Linked DNA regions of Homo sapiens: region 2 is linked to region 1. The links are chromatin loops, found by intact Hi-C in ENCODE. Cell type or tissue: endothelial cell of umbilical vein. All regions are shown on one strand. Each heading gives the region's core, and the rest is flanking DNA. Links, peaks and the distances in the headings are about the cores only.

Evidence for each region. Hi-C counts contacts between places; a loop is a spot of excess contacts. Peaks named below come from ENCODE experiments on the same cell type or tissue, not always from the same donor. Only the 100,000 strongest peaks of a DNase experiment are listed, where the experiment ranks them.
Region 2: a loop joins it to region 1, with 9 times the contacts of the local background. A loop is called at or near these places in 1 of 110 quality-filtered maps.

Annotation. Positions count from the first base shown.
Region 1 is chr6:1,683,517-1,689,425 of GRCh38, reverse strand. The region is part of intron 9 of GMDS (GDP-mannose 4,6-dehydratase); the gene reads left to right. Among named protein-coding and RNA genes, the nearest start is that of FOXC1, 77 kb to the right of the region's middle. In endothelial cell of umbilical vein, for the core only: a CTCF peak has its summit at 2,445; DNase peaks (open chromatin) are centred at 2,505, 2,725 and 2,935.
Region 2 is chr6:1,815,098-1,821,006 of GRCh38, reverse strand. The region is part of intron 7 of GMDS (GDP-mannose 4,6-dehydratase); the gene reads left to right. Among named protein-coding and RNA genes, the nearest start is that of FOXC1, 210 kb to the right of the region's middle. In endothelial cell of umbilical vein, for the core only: no CTCF peak of the experiment used is centred there; a DNase peak (open chromatin) is centred at 3,706; H3K27ac peaks cover 1,169 bases.

The sequences.
Region 1 (5,909 bases), core at 736-4,735:
GCTAGATGACATTACTCATGAGACAGATCATTCAAAGAATGAAAAGTTACTTTATAATGCTAGTGAAAGCTTTCAAGTATTCATTGTGAGGTAGGCCTACACTTGGGTAATTTTATGGGCTCTCTTGACTCATGTTTGCAGTATTGGGTGTGGAGCAGTCCGATGAAGAGGAAGAGAGAAGTGGTTGCAGAATCCTTCCCTAACTGTATTCTACCAAGTTTGAAGTATGGAATCCCACACAGGCCATTCCTCCTGCAACTCTACCATGGTTAAAAATATATATCTGACACAACCACAACCTCAGCTTGATTTAATAAAAATAACTTTGTGTCTGTCCATGTAAAAGGTCACTGGTGCTTATTATGGCCCAAAGGTTATCGTTTCAGAGCCTCATTTTTCAATGCAACCCTCATAGCAAGAACATGTTATAAGAAAGTAACCTCTACAGTAATGATCATCCACATCTGCATTCTCTAATGTCAGTTTTAAGTGATTTTTAGGGAAAATGGCTGATGTTGAAGTGCTATCATTTATTTCCCTTCCAAAACTTGCAGGAATATGTAGAGAGCTGACTTTAAAAAAATAAAATAAACTCACATTCCTCAAACAGATGCTGTCAATTGGAAAAGGCAGTACCCCCAAAATCTGCATATACCTCACAAGTGTTAGCTGGCTATCTTTATATAATAGCTACTGTATCCCATCTTGGTGCCTCTAATGAAGACCATTACAGAAATACGTTTAACATAAATTAAACTCTACATGGGAGTATTAAGTCCCCAGGCAAATTCTTTCTTTTTGGCTGGTATTTAAGATAAAGACCTCATGAGAGCTGCAGTGGATTTGTGACTCAATAGCTAAATATATGCTTTGAAGAGCGTGGAGAGGTTTCAGAGGAGAATCACGGAGAGGATGTAATGTAGAAACACACACAAACTTTAGAAGGTGGAGGGAACTGGAGTTGCTTGATTGCTGGAAGCAGATCCAAGTAGGAGGAAGAAAAAGAGGTAGACCAGCTTGTATTCCACACAGCACGCTCCACGTGCGTGACCATAGCAAGGTGCGGGGTTTCCACGAGCCGTCGTTCATCTGTGTAATGGGGGCAAATGCCCACACTTGAGAGTTTCTGAGACTGGTAGAGAAAATATGCTTGACACTTAGTAGGTGCTCAGCAAATGCTGGTATTCTTTTTGCTGAAACCCCAAAGCATCAGAGTCAACATTGACTCCCCTCCCTCTCTCACACCCCACAACTTATCCATCAGCGAACGGTTCACTCACTCTCCTTCGGAAATCAACCCAGAATCCAGCTGTGTCTCACCAGCCTCCCAAGCCCCGCTAAACAAAGCCGCCATCCTCTCTGCTGTGGATTTAAGAGCCTCACGGCCTCCATTCTTGCCCTCCTACAGCCCATTGTGAAGATAGTGGCACTTTTTACGTAAGTGAGACCACATTACCTCTCATTCAGAACCCACCTGTGGCTTTACAGCTCTCTCAGTGGAATTCCAGGTCCTTCCCGCAGCTTACAGTGTTCTCCATGACCTGCCCCGCCCCAACCTCACCCCGCTTAGCTCCTGCCCTCTTACCCCCATGCCCTCTCTCCAACCACACTGACCCTTCAGCTTCACCTTGGGGCACTGACACCTGCTCCTCCCCCAGAAAGTTAGAGGGCAGGACTGCTCCCCACACTCTTTCAGTCTCTGCATCAGAGAAGCCTCCGTGGCTTCTCTGAACCCCCCTCACGTTCTTCACCTGCCTCTTTGTGTCTCTCCTCCCGCTAGAATGGAAGCTGCATGGCTAAGGGCCCTGTCCATTGTGCTGGCAACTCTCTCCCTAGTGTCAAGGACGGTGCCTGGAACACAGGAGAAGGACGGTGCCTGGAACACAGGAGCTTGCTGATGGCCTGCTGAGTGGAGGAGTTAGTATTGGCCCTGGAATCCAATGGGAAGCGTTCTGGGCTGAAATTCAGAACACCTGGGGCCTGAATGCAGCTCCTGACCTTGATACCTACCACCTGTCTGATCTTAGGCAAGACCTTGACCTAGAACATTGGCCTCATCCTCCTCCCCTGGAGGTTGGAGGCCTGCGCCACTTCCAGGTCTGAAACCCAACCAGCCCGTGAAGTGCGGGAGAGTCTAGGTAGCAGGTGCTGTTCACGTCCTTCCTGATGTTCAAGCCTTGGGGGTGTTGCTGTAGTTGAACAGGAGCTCTTTCGTTTCTGTTATGGGAGTTTTTTGTCAGTGAGAAGGTTCGTGAACCTTGAAGGGGTTACTGATGTAGGTAAGGACATCTCTGGGGCCTGACAAACGGGGTGGCGCCTCTTGTCCTGGAAAATATTATAGTTGTGATTTTGCCTAAAACTGAGGATGGAGTTCCAGTCCTACTTGTGATTTTAAACATTTGTATCTTCCTTTAAGTAAATATTATTTGGGATGCAGGAAATGAAGTTTTGGAATATTTCAACAGATGGCGCTGCTGGTAGCTATTATCTGACTATAAAAATTAAATTTAATCCTTACTAATTTCAGTAATTTCATTTAAAAAAATTGTATTGCCTCCAAGGATAACACATTAGTTTGTTTAGTCCTTTATCTTACCAGTACCTCAGAGTGAATGGTTTTAACCCTTTTATAAAGCATTGCCAGCCCTGCAACCTGGGCAGCTCAATTTCAGAAGTTGCTGCGTTAATGTACTGTGCACTGTGACTCAGTGCTGTCATAGAAAATGTGCCAAAATGCTTTACTCAGAGGGAAAGATGGTTTGCATATAAGTACATTCCATTATGGCTTATGCCATAAATACAAGCCAACCCGGGGGGGATCTATTTAGATCCTTTAAATAGATGCAAATATTTTCTTAAATGGTTATACAAAGACAAATACTGTGACTAATCAGTGGACACAGAGAAAGATGCGTGCTTGCTAGAGTCTAAGGAGAAAATGTTTTGCAGAGAATGATGGCCAAAGTGTCAGAGATCCCAGTGACACTCACTCATCAGCTTCCCCCCACACCCTCTCCAACCATTTCCAGTTGGTCTTCCAGCAAGACCATTTTAATTATGTAGCCATGCACTTGCTTCTGGGTGTGGTTTCCCTGATTGCATACTTAAGTGCAGATTACAAATATTTGGCAGGATTCCTTCCTCTGTGGGAACCAGACAAGTCATAACACCAACTGAACGCTCTACACTGTTGTGCGGGAAAGAGGCCGCGTCATCTCGGGTTTCAGAGTGCAGAGCAGGAGAAACTGGCTTCAGTTCTGCTCCTCTCTCACAGCCACATGCCCCCAGCCAGCAAAGGGTCTGTAATGAGGGCTACAGACTTCGCTTCTTCTGCCACCACTGTAACCAGACCCACGGCCAAAAAGAACCAGCCAGAAAGCCCAATGTGGAGCGACTTCTTGTCTCAGAAAATGACTCCACGGCCTGTGCTTTATGGCATGATCACCCAGAATGCTAGAGAGAAATTAAGATTCGGGCATGCACGTCTATGCCAAAGGAAGACTTCACCAGGGGATATTCAGGAATTCACTGATAAGCTTAAGAAGATTTTTGCAATTGTTAGCTCTTAAAATCATTTTTAATTAGTGAAGCAGAGAAATGCTGAGTGAAACAGCCATACTTTTCCCCAACTTGATTGGGAAAATCTCCATCCTGTGCCCCTCCATTCCTTCCCATCCTTCCTCTTCACTCCGTTTTTCCTGGTAAATGTTATGGCCACGTTCTGAGCAACCAACCTCCCTGTGCTCTGTGCGGCCAGCTTGGAACTGCAGGTGGGGGAGGATGGACACCCATTTCCTGTCTCCCAATCTGGGAATCCATGGGCATAAATCTGCAAACGCTGGCATAGTCATTGTTGGCATGAATGGAGACGAGGAATATATTGTCAGCAGGCCTTTGAATTTCATTTTCAGATTAAACAGTTTTTTTTAATTAAAAAAAAACCCTTACTAAAGTCGCTTAGCAAACAAAGAGCTATACTGTTTGCATCATTGAAAACAGAAGAGCAATAGCAGTGCCAGATACTCCTCTATTACTTTGTTTGTTTGTTGTTTTTTGTTTTTGAGATGGAGTCTCGCTCTGTCACCCAGGCTGGAGTGCAGTGGCGTGATCTCGGCTCCGGCCTCAGCCTCCCAAGTAGCTTGGATTACAGGCATGTACCACCACACTGGGCTAATTTTTTTGCTGTTTATAGTAGAGACGGGGGTCTCACCATGTTGACCAGGCTGATCTCGAACTCTTGACCTCAAGTGATCTGCCCACCTCGGCCTCCCAAAGTGCTAGGATTACAGGCATGAGCCACCGCACTCAGCCTCCTCTATTACTTTTTAATTCAAGTGTCTCAAGGTGCTTTACAAGTGTTAATTAAGTCTACCTTTTTTTTAAGGTGGGTAAGTAGTTAAAAAAAAAGGGGGGGGAGAGAGGGAGCAGTTTTGTGTCATAGTATTTGAAGGAGAAAAGCAACACTTAAGCCTGACATCATTGTGGCTTCAGTGGCAGGCACAGGTTGATAATTCTAAATGGCAACTAACAGGAAGAGGATGAATAATTTACTGTGTATATTTACTTGGTGCCAGGTGCTGGACTCGGTTTAACCCCCAGCTTTAATGAGGTATAATTTATTTAAAATAAAAATCACCCACTAAGGGTGTACATTTGATGAGTTTTGGCCATATACAGTTGTGTAACCATCACCACAGCCAAGACAGGACCATCTCCAGCCCCAGCAAAAAGCTCGCTCCTCCTGCTTTGTAGTCAGTCCTGCCCCCAACACCGCCCCTTTTCTGGTCACTGTAAGTTTAGAATGTTGTGTAAATGGAATCCTTCAGTATGTGTCTTTTGTGCTGGCCTTCCTTTACCTGGCACAATGTCATTGAGATTTACCATGTTCCCCGGTGTGTCTGTTCGTTCCTTTTCATTCATTTCATAGTCTTCGTTCGTGTGGATGCATTGCCGCACAGCCGTTCACCTGAAGCTCATTTGGGTTGTTTCCTTTGGGGATGATACGAATGTTGCTGCTGTGAACATTTGCATTCCTGGTTTGTGTGGACATGTGTTTTTATTGCTCTGGTTACATACGTTTGAGTGAGCCCACGGTTCATCTGGGAAGTATGTCTGTGGCCAGGCTCAGGCTGTTTTCCACAACCGCTCTGCCCTGTTGCATTCCCACCAGCAACACGGGAGACTTCCAGCCGCCCCACATCCTGGTGTTTCCATACGACTTCAGCGGATGCTCACACAGCACGGTGAAGTCACTACTTCTGTGACTCCCACTTCACCAAGGAGGAAGCTGAGGCCTGAAGAGAGTGAGTGGTGTAAAATACAAAAAAAATAGCTGATAGAGGGCGGATCCAGGTCTACTGATGGCAAAACCCACCCTCATAGCTGATAGAGGGCGGATCCAGGCCTCCCGATGGCAAAACCCACCCTCATAGCTGATAGAGGGCGGATCCAGGCCTACCGATGGCAAACCCCACCCTCATAGCTGATAGAGGGCGGATCCAGGCCTACCGATCGCAAAACCCACCCTCTTTCTATTACAGTATAAAATGTGTTATGCCTCAACTTAGAAAAACTTCTGTTCATAACCTAGAGGACATTAGGACAGGTGCAGTGTGATTACCTGAATGTCAGAAGCCAAGAGCCTACTACTTCATCTCACGAGTTATGAAAAGTTGAACGTGTCCAAGGGAACTTTCTAAACTAACTAAAAATCAAGTTTAGGAAAAACACAAGTGAGACAAAAGCACCTCTCATGTCTAAAGGTTTTTCCCCCAAATGCGTGTATCGTGTCATTTCTATGTAATAACCGATCCTCATCCTTGAAAGCCATGAGGGCAGTGGTCACATCCTATTTGCTAAAGGTGGGAGAAGATGGTGCATCAGACCCGGGATTCCTGGCCCTCTCACAT
Region 2 (5,909 bases), core at 1,267-5,266, 130 kb before region 1:
ATATACATGTGTTTAGAAAACATTGGCCCTGTGACTTCTCTGAGGCCATAGAGAAGTTAGTGACAGGCAGGCCTGGGCTAGAGCCCCATGCCCATGCGTGCAGGACCACCCAGTGGCCAGGAGCAGAGATTTCTATGTTGTAGGCAGAGAAATCTCAACTGATAATTCATATTTTTAAAATATGAATTTAGGGGAATGCATCATTGTTTAAAAAGCAGCAGGCTTGCAGTTATAAAGCACTATGTAAACTATAGTGCTTATTAGAATTTTGGAAATTCAGTGAACTTACTCAGTTCAAAAGTGAGTTGTTAGCTCTCTACAATATTCTTGTCTCTAAAGAAATAATGAGTGCTGCTTATTCCTGTAGGTGAAGTGTTTACATTAAAACGTAAACAGAATTTGAGGATTCTATTTAGAATTATAATTCATCTGTATGGAATTGCAGTAAACAGATTTTGGACTACTGAAACAGTAATTTCATGTGAGATATATTAAATGCAAAAGTTATTCTAAATTTTATAGGGTCCATAAATAACCATTAGTCAGATACCCAGACCGAAATGTTATTTCTTATATTTGCAAGTTAATAACCAATAGCTACATTTGAACTTTGTGAAGGGAATTTAAACTATTTTCCTGGAATTTTTGTTTGACTGCCAAAGGGGGAAAATTCTCATTGGACTTTGATTGTGAAATCCAGTGCTTTTTGTGTGTATGTTTTTACTACCAAAGCATTCTTTATCCACATTTTATTTTTTCATAATAAAATTCATGCCTCTTCTTTCAGTAACACATGAGTAGCAGCTAACTACCCTAAGTACTTTTCCCCTATTTATAATTTATATTAAATGTTTTCAAGATTTTAGGTTTCATTTCATTAATGCTAAGTCAGAAATATGTATTTATAAACTATAAGAAAAACTAGAAAATGTACAATATCATAAAATAATTGTTTTCAGAGAGCTTTTTATATTAGTACCAGACAGAAATGTTTGTGTGATATATGTAGTTATTGTGTAGAGTGTACCAAGATAAACACTCAAAATTAATGTAATACTTTCTGCTTAGCATGAGGATTCCTAATCTGTATCATACTATTTTATTTTCTTTAATGATTTTATCATTACAGTGAAGCAAGGAGACAAACATTACTCCTAAAATGTCTACTTGTCATATTCTATCTCTATGAGAAACATAACCCAAGGTAGATATATATATATATATATATATTTTTTTTTTTTTTTTTGAGGCAGAGTCTCACTTTATTGCCTAGGCTGGAGTGCAGTGGCATGATCTCAGCTCACTGCAACTTCTGCCTCCTGGGTTCAAGCAATTCTCCTGCCTCTCCCTTTCAAGTAGCTGGGATGACAGGCGCCTGCCCCCACGCCTGGCTAATTTTTGTATTTTTAGTAGAGACAGGGTTTCACCATGTTGGCCAGGCTGGTCTCAAACTTCTGACCTCAAGTGATCCACCCACCTCAGCCTCCCAAAGTGCTGGGATTACAGGCAGGAGCCACCGCACCCAGGCCCAAGGTAGATTTTTAAGTGGATATAAAGAAATATCTTTCAAAGAGAAGAGCTTTTCCATGTGACTTTTCTGATACACCAAGGTACAACTCAGTGCTTTTCACAGAAAATAATGAATCCGTCGAATAAAAACATTTGAGTTTATTAAAATAAACCACTTAGTAATTGCAGGGTATAACACTTGGGCCTTACCTGCATTAACTTTTTATTTCTCTGAGTATGTAAATATATATGTGTAAATACCAGCTTCTGTGTAGTCATGCCGCTTTTCTTAGGTGTGGCCACTGCTAAGTTACTATGATGAGTCTGTTTTTCAACCTTGCCAAGTTAAAAGAAAATGTAGACTCATTTGTATTAGAATAGGAAGGCATGTTCTAGATTGCAGTCTGTCAGTAGCATCTTGTATGTGAGTGTATGTGTGAGAGTGTGTGTATGTGTGTGTGTGAAGGAGCAGTGTGTTAAATATATATGTGTAAATACCAGCTTCTATCTAGTCATGCGGCTTTCCTTAGGTATGACCACTGCTAATTTACTAATGATAAATTTTTTAGATATGCTTTAGAATTAAGGTGAGTGGTATTATCTCTAGTTTGAGACAAAGAGAAGCGAAGTAACAAAAGGCCACATAAGTGATAAATAGTGGACCTGGAGTTTAAACCTGGGATCCCCACCTAAATCAGAAATACAAAATCAACCACTTTTTTGATGATCCAGGGTCTATGTATATTTATTACATGTATGTATATATGTATATATATATGCATGTGTATATATGTACATACATACATATAGATGTGCTTGTACTAGTGTTTTTCCCACCAGATAGTTAGCCTTTCTTCTCCCCTTGCTCACTTTTTTTTTTTTTTTTTTTGAGATGAAGTCTCACTCTTGTCCCCCAGGCTAGAGTGGAATGGCACGATCTCGGCTCACTGTAACCTCCGCCTCCTGGGTTCAAGTGATTCTCCTGCCTCAGCCTCCCGAGTAGCTGGGATTACAGGTACCTGCCACCACGCCTGGCTAATTTTTGTATTTTCAATAGAGACAGGGTTTCACCATGTTGGCCAGGATGGTCTTGAACTCCTGACCTCAGGTGATCCACCCGCCTCGGCCTCCCAAAGTGCTGGGATTACAGGCATGAGCCACTGCACCCAGCCAAAGGAGAAAACTTTTATTTAGAAAAACTTAACTTTCACTCGTTAGAAAAACGTGTTTTGATAATCTAATTTTTAAAAATGCATTAACTATGTCTTATCTTGGCTAACACATTTTAGTTGACCTGGTTATTTCCCAGAAATTTAACAGATACAGGAGATATATTCATTTTTGGTAATATTTATACCTGTCGTCATACCATAAATATGCATCATGCATTAATGTGCATTCAGATTATGTATTTGCATAGTTCAGTCTTCTGTACTTTCTATAGTTTTCAGGTGGGCTAGTGATTATGGGGCATACTTTTAAGGCAAGCTCTGTATTTCAGAAAAGTAAAAAGTGGATTCACTTTTTCCCCCTTTTTAGCTTTTTGCACCATTACAATTTTTCTTTCCTTTGCAGTTCTCCATTAAAAAAAGAAAGAAAAAGAAAAATAGTTGATCATTCTGTTATAATCTTCCTTACCGTACTGGGAATGGGTTGCTTTTCCTGCTGTTAACCAGGCTTTTACCTCCGTCCTAGGGTGCAGACCCTTGAAGTATTGAGAGAGTCAGGTCACGTGAATAGCATGCAGATTGTAGACTCCCCACAAACCAAGGGGTGCTCCTGACCCAGCTTCATCTGGAGCTATTGCCCTCACAAGGACAGAAGCAATTAAATTGTTTGTTCTGCTACAGAGTAAATGGTCTACTGAGAACTTGTTTGTACTTTTATATGTTTTTATGGTTAATGTTTTCAGTGACCCATGTTATAAAGTAAACCATAACTACTTCTGTAAGCATGTTATAGTAGTAAAGCAAAACTGTATATTCCTAGATATTTATATCACTTCACTCAAACCCTCGGAGTAAAACTTAAAAAAGAAAAGATTTCTTTCCAAACATTTCAGTTAGAAACTCAATTTCAGAACCTTGGCAGTCTTATGTATAGGCTTTCTTACATGATTGTTGAATAACATGTTATTATACGTGGGGGGAAGAATAGTTCTTTTGTTGGCTGCATTACATTTTGTGGTGAAATTGGAGAAAACAAATCATTAAGGAAGTCTATTTTGGTTCAAGACATTACACACTTATGACGAGTCTGTTTTTCAACCTTGCCAAGTTAAAAGAAAATGCAGACCCATTTGTATTAGAACAGGAAGGCATGTTCTAGATTGCAATCTATCAGTAGCATCTTGTATGTGTGTTATGTGAGTGTGTGTGTGTGTGTGTGTAAAGGAGCAATGTATTAAATATATATGTATAAATACCAGCTTCTATCTAGTCATGCCGCTTTTCTTAGGTATGGACACTGCTAATTTACTAATGACAAATTTTTTTAGATACTGCTTTAGAATTAAGGAAAAAAATATTTTCTCGATGAAATGTTAAACTCTGTGACAACCCCACCCAGACCTGCTTTTCTCTGGCAGTTTTCCTAGTCTTCCAAACTCTACCACCCCCCTTCCATTGAAACTCCTATCCCCACCTGTGCCTTATGGTCAGCAGACAAAAAGAAAGACCTCCACCACTTTAAAAAAAGAAGAAGAAGGAGAAAAACAAATCTGTATTTGTTTGTTGCAGTTTGTGAGCAGAGATAGAAGTATGAAAAGAAATACACTAAACTTTACATGTTCATTAATTGGTTGAAAAGGTGGAGAAACCTGTTAATTCTGTGCACTTCTGTGTTCTTTGATTAATGACAATGAGAATATATTACTTTTATATGAGTTATAAAAAACAGAAAACAAAGCAAAATCGTTTACAGTATACTGAGAATTCCCAGTACTGTCTTCCATATTACCTCTTTGGATAATATCCGTATTTTAGAAGGGAGTGCTGCCACTGTATATGAATAAATCGAATTAATGGTGGTATTTTGTTGGGTCCCCATGATACAGTCATCAGTGAACACCTGAGCTTTGGAATGAGACAAAATTGGAATCCAGTCATAAATCAGTCGTTTTATGTGATTTAAGACTCCTAAATAAGCTCTCTGAATCCATTTCCTTATCTGGCAGTCATAAAAATATTATTTCTCTAAGGTGGTACAAAGATGAGATAATTAAAACCTGCTAGCACATGGCAGATCTTCCATAAATACCACCTGGGATGTTGCCAAGCACACAGTAGGCTCTCATAAATACCGAGTGAATAGATAGGCGAATGAATGGTCACTTCTTCTCCCACCCTCTACCGCCTACCCTATCCCACCACCTTCAGGGTCAGATCAAGGCAGGAGAGCAAGCCCCCAACTTGGCTCAGCGCCCTCACTGGTGGGGCAGTGAGCATGCGTGCTCGTTTACTTCCCCTTGCAGAGAGCCGGGAATGTTAGCAACCATAGTGTGTCAGAGGTGGGGAAATGGATTTGGTGTCATGGATGAAGACTTTCTATTCCCAGCTGAAGTTCTTCCTTTTCCTCTTTATTTTGCAACATTCTGTCAGCTGTTTTCTTGTGAAAGAAATCTGGAAGAGTGAAAACAAGAATTGACATCAGGATAAGGTGTAAAACAGGCAGAGGGTCATCAAAAACAGCTGAGCTAACGACAGCACGCTCTCTGTAGAATGTGTCTTGGCCTTCTTCTTGTGTTCCTTTTCATTTAAAAAAGAAAGCAAAAAGAAAGGGATTGGAAGTCTCATCTTTTGCCTTGTGAGTGGGAGTGGGTTTATGTTTAAAATCTCACTTGAACAACCTTATAGATTATTTTTAATAAAAGATGTTTGAAAAAAGCATGTGGCCCATCACAAAGGAGAAAACAAAAATTTAGACTGTTTTTCGTTTGGTTTTCACATAAATGGATTATTCCATGGCCATATTCACCAAGTGGAAGGTCCCCTTTTAATTCCATATAAGGCTGTTGCGCAGGTCTAGGGATCTATTCAGTGGGATCAATAAGGTTGAGACCACATGTAGCCTTCGTTTAGAACTTAGCAGTAAAAATGAAGGCACTGAAATTTTCTGCTGTAACTATTTTTCTCCAGAAGTACAGAAGTTATATAATACTTTGTGAAAATATCCCTTATTATATACATTTGCATATAATAACTTGGGGTAAATTTTTTACTTATATGGCTAATTGAGACTCTAAGCCTGCCTAAGGTGAATTGCTGAATTTTTTTCGGTAGATGAATTGCATTTTTATTGCAGACAATACATGCATTGGGTGACAAAATCTGAAATGATCTGAAGTATTTGAACACAGAGTGGAGCCCCAGCTTTCTATGTGAAAAAGATGTACTATGTAC